Regions from separate parts of the Homo sapiens genome. Here region 2 is linked to region 1. Evidence: chromatin contacts called from ENCODE Hi-C or POLR2A ChIA-PET data. All regions are on one chromosome and are shown on one strand. Each heading gives the region's core, a stretch centred on a gene start or an enhancer-like site at or near the end of the contact. The rest is flanking DNA. Distances are from core to core; before and after follow the strand shown. Region 1 overlaps NTN1 (netrin 1). Region 2 holds the start of CFAP52 (cilia and flagella associated protein 52).

Evidence for each region. A loop is a pair of places that touch in the nucleus more often than their neighbours do. ChIA-PET counts read pairs that join two places held with the same protein, here RNA polymerase II (POLR2A). Pooled maps may share reads with other maps.
Region 2: a pooled map shows a loop between it and region 1 (5-fold over the local background). The contact joins the promoter of CFAP52 here to the enhancer-like site in region 1. A Hi-C loop is called at or near these places in 11 of 50 pooled maps. POLR2A ChIA-PET finds 5 or more read pairs at or near these places in 2 of 52 experiments (H1 and activated T-cell).

The regions. Positions count from the first base shown.
Region 1 is chr17:9,236,933-9,243,382 of GRCh38, forward strand. It overlaps NTN1 (netrin 1), which reads left to right. Exons shown (of 7, transcript NM_004822.3): 7 at 2,708-6,450. The coding sequence ends at 3,036. LOC124903923 (a long non-coding RNA gene) reads left to right here. Exons shown (of 2, transcript XR_007065614.1): 1 at 1-1,273; 2 at 1,847-2,052. Among named protein-coding and RNA genes, the nearest start is that of NTN1, 220 kb to the left of the region's middle. RefSeq lists a silencer at 3,051-3,500. Within about 2 kb of position 3,464, at least 27 of the 41 ENCODE cell types and tissues checked have a DNase peak (open chromatin) inside an H3K27ac peak, as active enhancers do.
Region 2 is chr17:9,573,329-9,579,778 of GRCh38, forward strand. CFAP52 (cilia and flagella associated protein 52) reads left to right here and starts at 3,314. Exons shown (of 14, transcript NM_145054.5): 1 at 3,314-3,437. The coding sequence starts at 3,368. It overlaps STX8 (syntaxin 8), which reads right to left and starts at 2,492. Exons shown (of 8, transcript NM_004853.3): 1 at 2,464-2,492. The coding sequence starts at 2,480. RefSeq lists enhancers at 2,475-2,654, 3,447-3,576.

The sequences.
Region 1 (6,450 bases), core at 2,214-4,713:
CCCCAGGGAGTGAGAAGGCCCCCTGGGAGGCCTCTGCAGGAAGTCTAAGGCTAGGCCTTCTCCAGCCAGCTCTTTCTCTAGCCTCTTCTCAGCAAACTTGAGACTCTGCCAGCTCTGCCCTTCTGCCTGGCCCTGAGCAGAGGCCCAACATCCCCAAAATCTTCAAGATGAATTGTATTAGCTTCTAGGGCTGCCAGAACAAAGTACCACAGACCGAGTGGCTGAAACCACAGAAATGTATTTCTCACAGCTCTGGAGTCTGGAAGTCCAAGATCAAGGTGTCGGTAGGGTTGCTTTCCTCCAAGTCCTCTCCTGGCTTGTAGATGGCCACCTTCTCGTGTCCTTACAGGGTCTTCCCTCTGTGTGTCTGTGTCCTCATCTCCTCTTACAAGGACACAGGTCATAGGGCCCACCCTAATGACCTCATCTTAATTATACTTAACATTTTTAAAAATTTTAATGGGTAGTTAATTATACTTTAAAGACCCTATCTCCAAGTAAAGTCACCCTGTGAAGTCCAGGGGGTTAAGGTGTAAGGTTTCAACAGAGGAATTTGTTGGGACACCATTCAGCACACAGCACCAACAGATGCTCGGAGCCTGGGATCAAAGCTGAGCTCTCCTGGAGCCCCAGCCCAGGGTGCCTTCTGCAGCATCCTTGTTGGGCTGCTCCAGCCCATGCTGGCTGGGGACACCACAGCTGTACAAGGGGTCCGAGGTGTCCAGCACGGCAGAAACAGCCATATCCCGAGCTCATTCGTATTCAGCTCAGTCCTGGGGAGAGGAAAGCGGGGCTCTCAGGGATGCTGGGGGTGGCTCCCCCATTGCTTAGCTAAGGGGCACTCAGTTGCCACGGTGACCTCTGTCTGCACAGTCAAATACACTCGGCCCAGCCACTTCTCTGGGCTGGAGGGCTCCCCCCACCCAGAGTTCACACTGAGTGTTGAGTCCCTTGGTGACAAAAACATGGAAACGGTTGCCATGGCAGCCATTCTTTGGAGCCCTCAGACTGGAGTGCAAAGTTCAGGATGCCCAGGAACAGCTGAAATGAAAATACGGGAAAATCCGCTTCCCTCACCCTGGAAGGATGACTCGGTTGGCATTCAGTGCTCTCCTGCACTCGGCTGTCCCTGCCCTCCCCATCCCCTGGTCCATGTGTGGGTGCAGGGGGGTGCCCTCGGAGTGCAGGAGCAGAGTGGCCCCCAGAGACGTTGACAGAAGCCAGCCAGCATAGGAGGGCAGGCTCAGCTGGGGTGGTTCCATTGTCTGGAGTGGTAAGTGGGGAAGTGATGACTGCTGGACGTTCCCTGGGGAGGTGTCCTTGTGGCTGCTGAAGCCACAGAGCTTGCCTGTGTGTTGGTTTCTTCAAGCTGCTGCTCCTGTCTCAGGAGGGCTCAAGTCTACTCCATGGCCCAGCCTGGGGAATAAAGGTGTTTCGCCCAGTGAAGGCTACAGTGTGTGAGGGTGGGATCAGTGAGGGGAAGACAGTGCGGGGCAGGGGAGTGAGTGGATGGCTGTTTCTCTTGAACAGAGGTGAGTACAGCAGAGGCCCCTCCAGGTACCCCCTGGTCTGGGGGCAATGATCATGTGTCCACCCCCAGCAGGTCCCCAAGAAGGCCCCATGAGGCTCTGGTGACCTGAGATGCACCAACCAAAGGGTTCTGCAGTCACAGTTGTTTGAGAAACCAACACACGTATACAGGATTCTTAGGTTAAAGGCTCTGAAAAGTCTTGCAGTAAGGAACCTCTTGACTTTGTTTAACCTAGTATTTCACAAACTTACTAGAGCAAAGTTTCTCATTTATTTAGCGTCTCTTATTTTTGAAATCTCCCTTACTATCTTGCAGAAATGACATCTGGTAACATTTGTCCTCTGAGTCAATGACATCGGCACCACTTGTGAGAAATGCATATTCTAGGGCCTCACCCAGATCTGTTCAATCTGAAGCTCTGGGGCGGGGCCCAGCAGTGTATTTTCACAAGCCGGCCAGGGGATTCTGATGCATGCTCCATTTGGGGAAGTCCTTCTACTAGGGAAAATACTGGCAGAGAATTTGGAGTAAGAGGAATGGTCTGGGGACCTTGGGCGGCATGGAGGAAGGGAGGCCACCTGGTAGGGATGGCTTAGGCGTGGGAAGCGGCAGTCCAAGGTTCCCGGGGCTCTGGAAAAGGCACTACGGCCACCCCAAAGGGTGGGTTCTCATCTTCTGTCCCTGAGCATTGAGGACCCATTATGGTTTTCTGAGGCTGGTTGGAGGGCCAGGCTGTGTGTGGAGTGTCATGAGGGCTGGTGTAAAGTGACTTGGGCCTTTGGAGAAGCGCACCCCTGAGGAACCTCCCTCTCCCCGCCAGCACTGCTCTCACCCGAGCGCCTGCCCTGGGCAGACAGCTTGCCCAGAGTGCTGGGGGCGTGGTCAGCACCTGTAGGCTTCCTGGACAAAGTGGGCCTTGACAAGGCCAGGAGATGGCTTGTCCCGACGGCAGTGCTGGGTGGCACCCTCACAGCGTGGGAGGCAAGGCTTCTTGGCCCTGTTGTTAGCAGGTGGGGGTCTACGATCAGCTTGCCACCACCCACGCGCTCCTGTATGGGCCACTCTGTGCAGTCACTTCCTGGGGCTGGGTCTCCTTTCCCTTCTCCCCAGGCTCAGGCAGGGCGGACCTAGCCACAGCAGCTGGGAGCCCACCCGTCTGCCTGTGCTTCCTTGCAGCCGTCCAGATCCACATCCTGAAGGCGGACAAGGCGGGGGACTGGTGGAAGTTCACGGTGAACATCATCTCCGTGTATAAGCAGGGCACGAGCCGCATCCGCCGCGGTGACCAGAGCCTGTGGATCCGCTCGCGGGACATCGCCTGCAAGTGTCCCAAAATCAAGCCCCTCAAGAAGTACCTGCTGCTGGGCAACGCGGAGGACTCTCCGGACCAGAGCGGCATCGTGGCCGATAAAAGCAGCCTGGTGATCCAGTGGCGGGACACGTGGGCGCGGCGGCTGCGCAAGTTCCAGCAGCGTGAGAAGAAGGGCAAGTGCAAGAAGGCCTAGCGCCGAGGCAGCGGGCGGGCGGGCGGGCGGGCGCCAGGGCGGGGCCGAGCGAGAGCGGGCGCCTTGGCCCGGCCGCCGCGGACTTGGCCCGCGAGGGCTTTCCCAGGTGGGGGGAGGGAGGGGGCGGGGCCGCACGGCGCGGGGGGCGGGACCCTCGGCGGCCCCTCCCCCTACCCCCACCCTGCGCGCTCTGGGCGGGAGCCGCGTGCACGCGGGGCGGGGTGCGCCGCCGGCCGGGCCCTGGAGAAATGACGAGACGTAGCTACCTCACGGGGCTCCTTCCAGAGCAGAGACGCGCTTCCCTGGGCCTGGGCGCGGCCGCCGTGGAGGGGCTGGGGGCAGCCTGCCCTGGGGCCCGGGGGCGGGCGCAGAATCGCACAACTGGGGCCCCAGGCGCGGGGCGTGGATGGCGCGGAGACGTGGACGGGAGGAGAACTGTGAATTCTCAAGCCCGTAGTGTGGGCGGGGCGCGGAGCACCCACCAAACCACCACCCGACACGCAGCCGACGGGATCCCCCCCTTTCTCCCCGGCCCCTTCTAGCAGTTCCCCGCGGGCCACCTGGCTGTCACAGCCTGGACTCCTCCATCTGAAGGGGCCTGGCAGCATTTGGGGAGTGGACAGCTCCTGTCCAGCCAGCATGCCCCAGGCGGCCTCTGTCTCCACTGCTACCTGCTGAGTGGGTCCTACTGGGTGGGGGCTTGGGGTCGGTGAGTGGTTCACCTGTGGAGAGAGGAGAGGAAGCCCCTGCTGCTGCCTGTCTCTGCCCCTGCCCCTGCCCCTGCCCAGCGTGGGGCTGGCCCATCCGGAAGGCAGTGGGCCCAGGGACACCCCTGAGAAGCCCAAGCCGGGTGGTCACCGCCTCATGCTGGAGCTGCCTGTTGGAGGAGGCATCGCAAACGCAAAACCTCCCAGAGAGTTTCCTTTTGGAAACTTGGAACCAGCCCTTTTTATGACGTTTTCCAGGGGGAGGGGGAGGGGCACTGGCTGGGTTTACGGCAGTGACACTATTTATGTAAATGACATCAGCTCCCGCAAGGCCCCTCAGCAATGTCAACAGCTGGAAAGGGCCTGAACGGGCTTGGAGTCTGCAGGCTGCGAAGGCACTTGGGCCTGGCTTGGGGCCGGGGGCTTGTTTGAGCTGGGATGGGGTTTGCTGGCTCAGTGAAGTACCAGAGTGCCTGAGCCATGGGTGGGCAGGGGCACAGGAATGACCAGGTTCCTGGGGGCCAAGGAGGCCATGCTGGCTTCTCCAAGGGAAGGCACAGAGGCTGCCGGCCTGCCCCCTACAGCTGTCTTGGGTCTGGCCTGGGCCACACCTTGACCGTGCCTTTCCAGACGGTCTTTGTGGAGTCTGCCCGTGCCCTCCACTGTGCCCCAGCCCTCCTTCCAAAATCTCCTAGAGACACGGTCCTCAAGCAGGCAGCCCCTTTTGTTCTGACCTCCTCACACAGGGTCCATTCCTGTGCCCTGGGGCCTCCTGGCTCCCTGCCTTCCTGGGCTCTCTGCACTGCCCGGGCCTCTGGCCCACATCCTCACACCCGGCGCACTGAATTAAGAGGCCTGGCTCCCCTCACAGTCAGGAAATTGGTTTCACTTTCCCGGCCAGAGTTTGGCTGCTCAAAAGGGTCATACCAAGTATGAAGCTCGGCCCCCGGTGGTCTGGCTTCCCTCCGCCTTCCCCACATTTACCCGCATCACGGCTGCCATTTATTGAGCACCTGCTGTGTGCCAGGCACTTTACCCACATGCTCCCAGTGTGTACTCATGACAACCCTGTGGGACAGGGACTCATTATCACCAGCAAGGAGACTGGAGTACACGTGCCCAAGGTCATGCTGCAAATTGGTGGCAGGACTGGGGCTCAAACTCCAGAGCCCGACTTTCTGACCAGGGGCCACGCTGGCCCTCACTGCACTCCAGCTCTGCAGCCTACCCGCCCAATCCCTGTGCAGGCTGGGAGGGTGCTCTTGGGGGAGTGGCCACCGAGCCCCTGGCCCTGGTTACTGCCTCTTGAGGACACTGGCATCTGGGCTGGAGAACAGGAGCCCGGGGTGGGGTAGGGCATGGGGACAATCACATCTTCAGAGGAGGCAGCAAAGTGGTGCGGGATGCAGGGACGGACTTGCCAGATGGCAGCTCCAGGTTCCAGGAAGGCAGGCCTTGGATGCTCCGAAGAGGTGGTAGAAAGGTGTTTTTAGAAAGGTGTTTTGGCTGCCTCAGGGTGGTTGGAGAGACTCCAGGAGAGACTGGCAGAGGTGCCTCAGGGGCAGGGAGCAGACAGACCTGCCCTGGGAAGGGGCATTTGGCTTCCCTGAATCCAGCCCAAGGCTAGAAGACAGGGCCCCTCTCCAAGCTGTCAGCGCCCCTCGGATGCCCAGTGTGGTGTGCTGGGCGCCATCAGCATCACAAGGCACTACGCTGCTGGGGCGGTTGTCCTATTTCTGTCTATGCCAGTGTGGTTTCTTCACCCTGCCCAGAAGGGCTGTGGCAGCCCCACGATATCCCACCCTGGGTCTGGGTCTCACGGGTGTCCTGTGAGGGGCTTGCATTTGTGGTGGTCTCTGAGGCCACCTCAGCAACGGAGCTGGCGACACGCCAAGCAACAAGGCATCTTGCGGAAAATTCAGCCAGTGTCCTGCCCCTCCCTTCGGCTCAGCACCCCGCAGGGCACAGGCTGTCCGCCCGGTGGTCTGGCCCTTGGGGAATGCGTCAGGGTGACCAGATCCACCATGCTAGCAGCCAGGTCACTGTTGGGATTGCACGGTCGTCACGAGCTGCCTTTCCTATCCACACACCCAGCCAGGACCCAGCCCACCACTCCCGACTGCAGCCCCGGCCTCTGCGGTGAGCACCATCCTTGGGAAAGCACCCCTCCTCCACTCCGGTGCCCCACTCCAAGGAGCAGAGGGAAATGGGAATTGAGGTGTCCCGGTTTGTACAGTTAGGAAGGGATGTAAAACGGAACTAGATTTTGATTTTGAAGAGTGTATTAACCAGAATTGTGCTATGTAGGTGTTTGTTTGAAGAAAAACATACCAGATTAGTCTTTGTTTTTGAAACAGCTTCCCCAGTTGTCCTTTTTCTTACCAGCTGGGTGGTCTGGTGCCCCTGACAGCTGAGTGCCTGCTTTACGGACACGCAGTAATGCCGAAGATTTGCGGGGGAGGACATAGGGCTGTCCCCGGGATTCACCTGCTGGCTGTGGTCTCTGCCCACTGCTTCTGTCCTTGGAAAGCAGGGCAGGAGGCAGCATCCCCAGGGGCCTCTATGTGGGAGGGAGGGACACCTGGGGTCACAACCCAGGGAGGGAGGGTCACAGCCCAGGGAGGCTGGGAGCTGCTCCAAGGCCCTGGAACTCTGCCTCAGTCGCGGCATGCTGGAGAGGGGTACGGACTTACTTTCTTGGAGTTGT
Region 2 (6,450 bases), core at 2,064-4,563, 340 kb after region 1:
TGCATAATAAAATCTTGGTCTCCACTACCCCTTATCATAACCCAGACATTCGTTTCTATTGATAATAACTCAACCAATTGCCAATCAGAAAATTTTTCAATCTACTTATGACCTGGAAGCCCCCCACGCCCTTCGAGGTGTCCCTCCCTTCTGGATTGAGCCATCATAAATCTTACATGTATTAATTCATGTATTATTCTCCCTAAATTGTATAAAAGCAAGCTGTTCCCCAACCACCTTGGGCACAGGTCTTCAGAACCTCCTGAGGCTGTGTCATGGGTGCATTCTTAACCTTGGCAAAATAAACTTTCTAAATTGACTGAGACCTGTCTCAGATACTTTGGGGTTCACAGTATCAAGGGCCTTAAAAATGTTTATACCCTTGAGCCCAACAGTTCTATTTCACTTTCAACAGTCTAATGAGAAAGCCACTTAGTCAAACTGATTGAGAATAACAAAAAAAGTATAAATGCTTCACTTTCAACAGTTCTAATTCCTACTTCTAGACAGGGAGCCCAAGGAAATAAGAGATAGAACAAAGGGACTCCCTTTGCAATGATAAAACAAAACAAAACATCAGAAAAACAAAAAACTAATAGGAGAAAAATAAATTATGGTCATTCATGTGATGCATTATTTTGCAACATAAGACAATTATGAGGCCAGGTGCGGTGGCTCACACCTGTAATCCCAGCACTTTGGGAGGCCAAGGCGGGCAGATTGCCTGAGCTCAGGAGTTCAAGATCAGCCTAGGCAACACGGTAAAACCCTGTCTCTACTAAAATACAAAAAATTAGCTGGGCGTGGCTGCGTGCGCCTGTAGTCCCAGCTACTCCAGAGGCTGAGGCAGGAGAGTTGCTTAAGCCCAGGAGGTGGAGGTTGCAGTGAGCCATGATCGCGCCATTGCACTCCAGCCTGGGTGACAGACAGAGCAAGACTCCGTCTCAAAAAAAAAAAAAAGAAGAAAAGAAAGTTATGCTTTCAAAGAATGTCCAATGACATAGAGAAATGCTGTTTATATTATATATATATATAAAAATATAGATTAAAATAACAAATTCATTGTAAAAAAATCATTAATGGCTATTTCCAAATTATAGAGTTAAAGATGCTATTTATTTTCCTTTTTGCAAATTTTCAATATTCTCTAAATTGAATATTCTCTATCAAGGGGTGTATATAACTGTTAAAATTAGGGATTTTGGGGTTTTTTATTTTTTTTTGAGACGGAGTTTCGCTCGTGTTGCCCAGGCTGGAGTGCAATGGCACGATCTCAGCTCACCACAACCTACACCTCCCGGGTTCAAGCGATTCTCCTGCCTCAGTCTCCCGAGTAGCTGGGATTACAGGCATGTACTACCATGCCCGGCTAATTTTGTATTTTTAGTAGAGACGGGGTTTCTCCATGTTGGTCAGGCTGGTCTCGACCTCCCGACCTCAGGTGATCTGCCTGCCTCGGCCTCCCAAAGTACTGGGATTACAGGCGTGAGCCACCACCGCGTCCGGCCTAAAATTAGGTTTAAAAAAGTAAATGCTAAATTAAATAATTGGCCCAAATAACCTAGATTCCAGGTAACTCAACTTTGTTCTTGGAATCCATTCTTCTAATATCCAGGATGTGGGCAACTTAAACAATTATAAACTATATTAGAAATAACAACATAAGACACATATTCCAACAAGAACGTTATAGAGCTGTAATATGTTTTTAATTATTAAGCAGAAAGGTCAAGTCTATGTTCAATAACAATACGTTCCTTGGGATCAAACAATATGTTCCTTGGGATCAAAAGTTGCATCTTTCATCATGCAGTCCTTGGGATTAACTGCTAAATAAATCACCCTTATCAGCTATTGTTTTACTGCAGAAGCTACTGCTAAAGGAAAAGACTTCATGATATTAACTCAAGAAAGTGCAAAATGCCTTATAAACAAGTGCACAATTTCCCTCCCAGGTTCCTGTATCTGGAAGGGCCCCCAAGATCTAGGTCTTAGCCCCAGCTGGTTACTAACTGGCTGGTGGCCATGGATTCTGAACCTCGGTTTCTCCACCTGTGAAATAAGGGGGTTTACCGGGATGGACTGACATGCTACAAAAACGTTATTTCGACTTCACTTTTATAGGAGTCCAGGGAAGCCTGCACCAGCCAGCTAGCTCCAAAACCAGGATGGGCGGGAAATCCCCGCAACGAGATGCAGCCCAGAAAAGCTAAAGGAATATTCAGAGATTTGGCGTAAGTCCTCAGCTCTCCAGCGGACCACCTGGTCTCCTTCCCGGGCCACCCTTGCAAGGACCAAGTGTGGCGGGATGTGGCTGAGCCCCCTCAGTAAAGGAAAGGTCTCGCTGCCCCTCCCCTCATCCCGAAAGGCCACCAGCGGCAATGCGAAGTGATTGCCTGCTCTCCGGAAGCCCGGCCTCCCCGAAGGTCCCTCCACGCACCGCCGCCCTCACCCGGGACTCACCAGGGGTCCGGTGCCATCCTGCAGACTCCGCCCGCCGCTCGGACTCTTCCTGCTCTTAGCAGCTGACTACGGCGGCCCGCGCGGCTCACTCCCCGCAGTTCGTCCCGTGCGCGACCGGAGCCTGGAGTTTGCAAAGTGAGTAGCTAGGGCCTCAGAACTATAATCAGAGAAAGCAAAGCGCTCCCCTGCGGACAGTACACTGGAGCAATCTACTCCCACCAAGAGACGCGAACTGCTAAGCTCAGTTAAAATTGTTAAATAGAAACAAAGCATTTTCCCAGGAAGGTGGGAGCGCTGCAAGACCTCTCTGTAGCAGTTACTTAAAAATTTATCCTGCTTCAAAAACAAAACAATAAACAAAACACTAGATTGCGGTGAGACTTGCACGCTGCGTAAACTCACTACAACCTACTTTAAGTTAACTTTATGATATGTAAATTATACCTCAACGCTTTTTAAAAAATCTTTAAAATTTTTTTCACACTGCTCCAAACAGGGGCCCAAAGAAGTATCAATTATATATATTTTTTATAGCAGCCTTCCTATCAGTCCTGTACGCCTGATTACATATTTTTTAAATGCCATTCATTCGGTGCTTGATTTTAGAGTTACTAAGAAGTCACAGACTCTACACAAGGGGATGGAGGAATTAGTTCTGCGCAGTTAGTGCCATCCCCTAAATTTCCAGAGAAATAGCACAAAAAAAAAGAAGAGGAGTCCCACCCCATCTCTCTTCCAGTCCCCATACCCCTTCATTTCCAAGAATGCTAATGAACTCGAACTCGGCAGGCTGGGTTTCTGCGCGGGCGTGGAGCTGGAGCGCATGCGCTCGTCCGTTACCATAACGACCAGAAGACGCTGCAGCCACTAGGGAGGAGAGCAAAGTAATCAGAACCTCCCAAGGATGGATAACAAAATTTCGCCGGAGGCCCAAGTGGCGGAGCTGGAACTTGACGCCGTGATCGGCTTCAATGGTGAGGCCTCCAGCATCTTTGGGCTGGCTGGTTTAGGAATTCGGAGGACGTGTAGTGCAAACAGGAATAGTGAGACACCGGGGACACCTGAAAGGCAGTGTGGGACAACGGCAGGAGCCCTGGCCAGGGACACGCACAGGAGGACCCGCACAGCCTGACCTGCCCCAAGGCCTTGGAGAGTCACTTCCTCGATCCAAGCCTCAGGGAGTGAGATGGTTTTTACCAGCTCGGACAAGCGCCAGCACCTAAAAGGGACCAAATGCCTCTTCCCCAGGCGGGCCGGATGAGTACGGGTGGTTGTAACCCTTCTCCCACTAGGTCAGCCCTTCCTGGCTCTGAACCCCACGCCGCTCGCAAAGCCCTAGGCTCCTTCGTAACCACACAGAAGGATGCTGTCTGTGTCGGCCCCTGGGACCAGCTAGGAAATCTGCTAAAATCCCAACTGGCGTACCAGTGAGAAAGGGCTGGGAGGGAACGTGTGTTTGAGCAACCCCCTGAGGGGATGTTGTTGGTCCTCTAATCCTAAGGAAGGTTTCTAAATGATGAGGATTTCAGACCAGGACAGAAGGGGAAGGGGACGCCAGGGGGAGCTAAAGCGGAGAGAAAAAGGGACTGGGCCGCTCCGCTGAAATCTTATTTGTGACTGCCTATTGTTTTGAAGATTCTGGGAAGAAAAAGCTGTGGGGTTTTATTGTTCGTTTTGAGGGGTTTTGGTTTTTTGAGGGATGAGAAAACAATGAATTAGATTTTAGGAGAAGCAAAACTTTTCAAAAATGTGTGTTGTGATGCCTGAAAGCTTTAAGAATGTGGATGCAGAACAATCACTGTCTAAAGTTTTAAGCATACTCTAGGACTTAGCTCTTGACTCTTGGTTTAACTTTAACAGTCTCCAATAGAAAGTGAGTGCTTTATACATTTCGGATATCAGATATCTTGAGAGTTGGTTACAAGATCATTGAGAAACAATTGAGCAGCCTACAGTGGGTTGCATAATGTCACTTGTTGAGCCAATGTAGAACCACACACATAGAACTCTGCAACTGAGGCCGGGGGCAGTGGCTCATGCCTGTAATCCCAGCGCTTTGGGAGGCCAAGGCAGGTAGATCACCTGAGGTCAGGAGTTCGAGACCATCCTGTCCAACATGGTGAAATCCCATCTATACTAAAAATACAAAAATTATCCGGGCGTGGTGGTAGGTGCCTGTAATCCCAGCTACTTGAGAGGCTGAGGGAGGAGAATCACTTGAACTTGGGAGGCAGAGGTTGCAGTGAGCCAAGGTCACGCCACTGCACTCCAGCCTGGGGGACAGAGCGAGACTCCGTCTCAAAAAATAAATAAATAAATAAACAAACAAACATACATATTCAACAGGTTATAGGAGGAGCTATGAATACTCATGAAGGTGGTCCCAACACATGTGTATTGAACAAACATTGATGTAATATATCACTCATATTCACCTTGGGATGGAGACCTAACATTTAAATGTATTACAATTAGGTCCTATATGTCAAAAGGCCTTTTCAGGACATGACGGCACGTTAAGTGGGAAGCCTCAGTAAACTGGCCAGAGGTAGTCCGTGGTGAGTGGTCTTCTTGCCAGGAGAACATTACTGAAATCACTCTGTTGTCCAATCAAAATTGTTCTTATGGCGGGTTGAACAGGGCTTCAGTTAGTAAGTGCCTATGAACTGGACAGGTTGCAGTTGTTTTCATATTGCTTATCTCAAGATAAGTGCTTGTTTAGCTGCCAGAGAAAAAGAAAAACCTTGTGGCAGTGTATAGTTTATTTTATTTATTTATTTTGAGACGGTGGAGTCTCGCTCTGTTGTGTAATGGCACAATCTCGGCTCACTGCAACCTCCACCTCCTGGATTCAAGCTATTCTCCTGCCTCAGCCTCCAGAGTAGCTGGGATTATAAGCACCCACCACCACGCCTGGCTAATTTTTGTATTCTTAGTAGAGACGGGGTTTCACCAAGTTGGCCAGACTAGTCTCCAATTCCTGACCTCAGGTGATCCACCCGCCTTGGCCTCCCAAAGTGCTGGGATTACAGGCTTGAGCCACCACACCCAGCCACAGGGTGGAGGGGTGCATGGCCTTAGGTCCTGTTTATAATTTGATATCTTATTGCCACACAGTCTGTCAATCTTATGATCTCTATTTTAACATTAATGCTGATCAGTTGTGTCTAAACCACAAAAGAGAGGGGGTATAATGAGGCATGTCTGACCTCCCATTCCGTCAAGGCTGGGAACTCTGCTTTAAGGTGTTTTGGGGGTCCCTTTGTCCAAAAGGGGATCTGTTCAGTCAGTGGCTGGGGTGGGGCAGCGTGGGGATTGGGGAGCTTATGATTTTATTTTTAGTTTACAAAAGTGATTGAGTTTTCTGTATTTTGTCTTCACTGAAAAATGTTTATTTTAAAAAACTATACTAGCTCTAAAAAAAAGAGGGAGAGAGAGAAAAGACAGAACTTTCATAAGGCTCGGGAGAGAAGATTTTGACTAGGAGTCAGCGGGTAAAGATTGAAGGCAGAATATTTCGGGTTACAGCAATAGCGGGGGGCAGAGGAGGAAAAGTGGAGAGTGCAGGGCCTGGTTGCAGAACGGCAAATAGCTTGGGGTGGCTTCAGTATCAGGGACTGGCAGGATAACACAGGAAAGAGAAGCTGGAATTAGATTTCAGAGGCCTTAAATGCCAAGTGATTGAGTTTAGATTTCAGATGGAAACAAATTAGAAACAAAAGCAAGGCCCCTTTTTTCACTGCAACACTGAAACTCACTATAGTGTTACATTATTCAACTTGAATTTTGTTTTTGAGATGGAGTCTCACCCTGTCTCCCAGGCTGGAGTGCAGTGGTGCGATCTCAGCTCACTGCAACCTCTGCCTCATGGGTTCAAGTGATTCTCCTGCCTCAGCCTCCCAAGTAGCTGGGATTACAGGTATCCACCACCACGCCTGGCTAATTTTTGTATTTTTAATAGACACGGTGTTTCGCCACGTTGGCCAG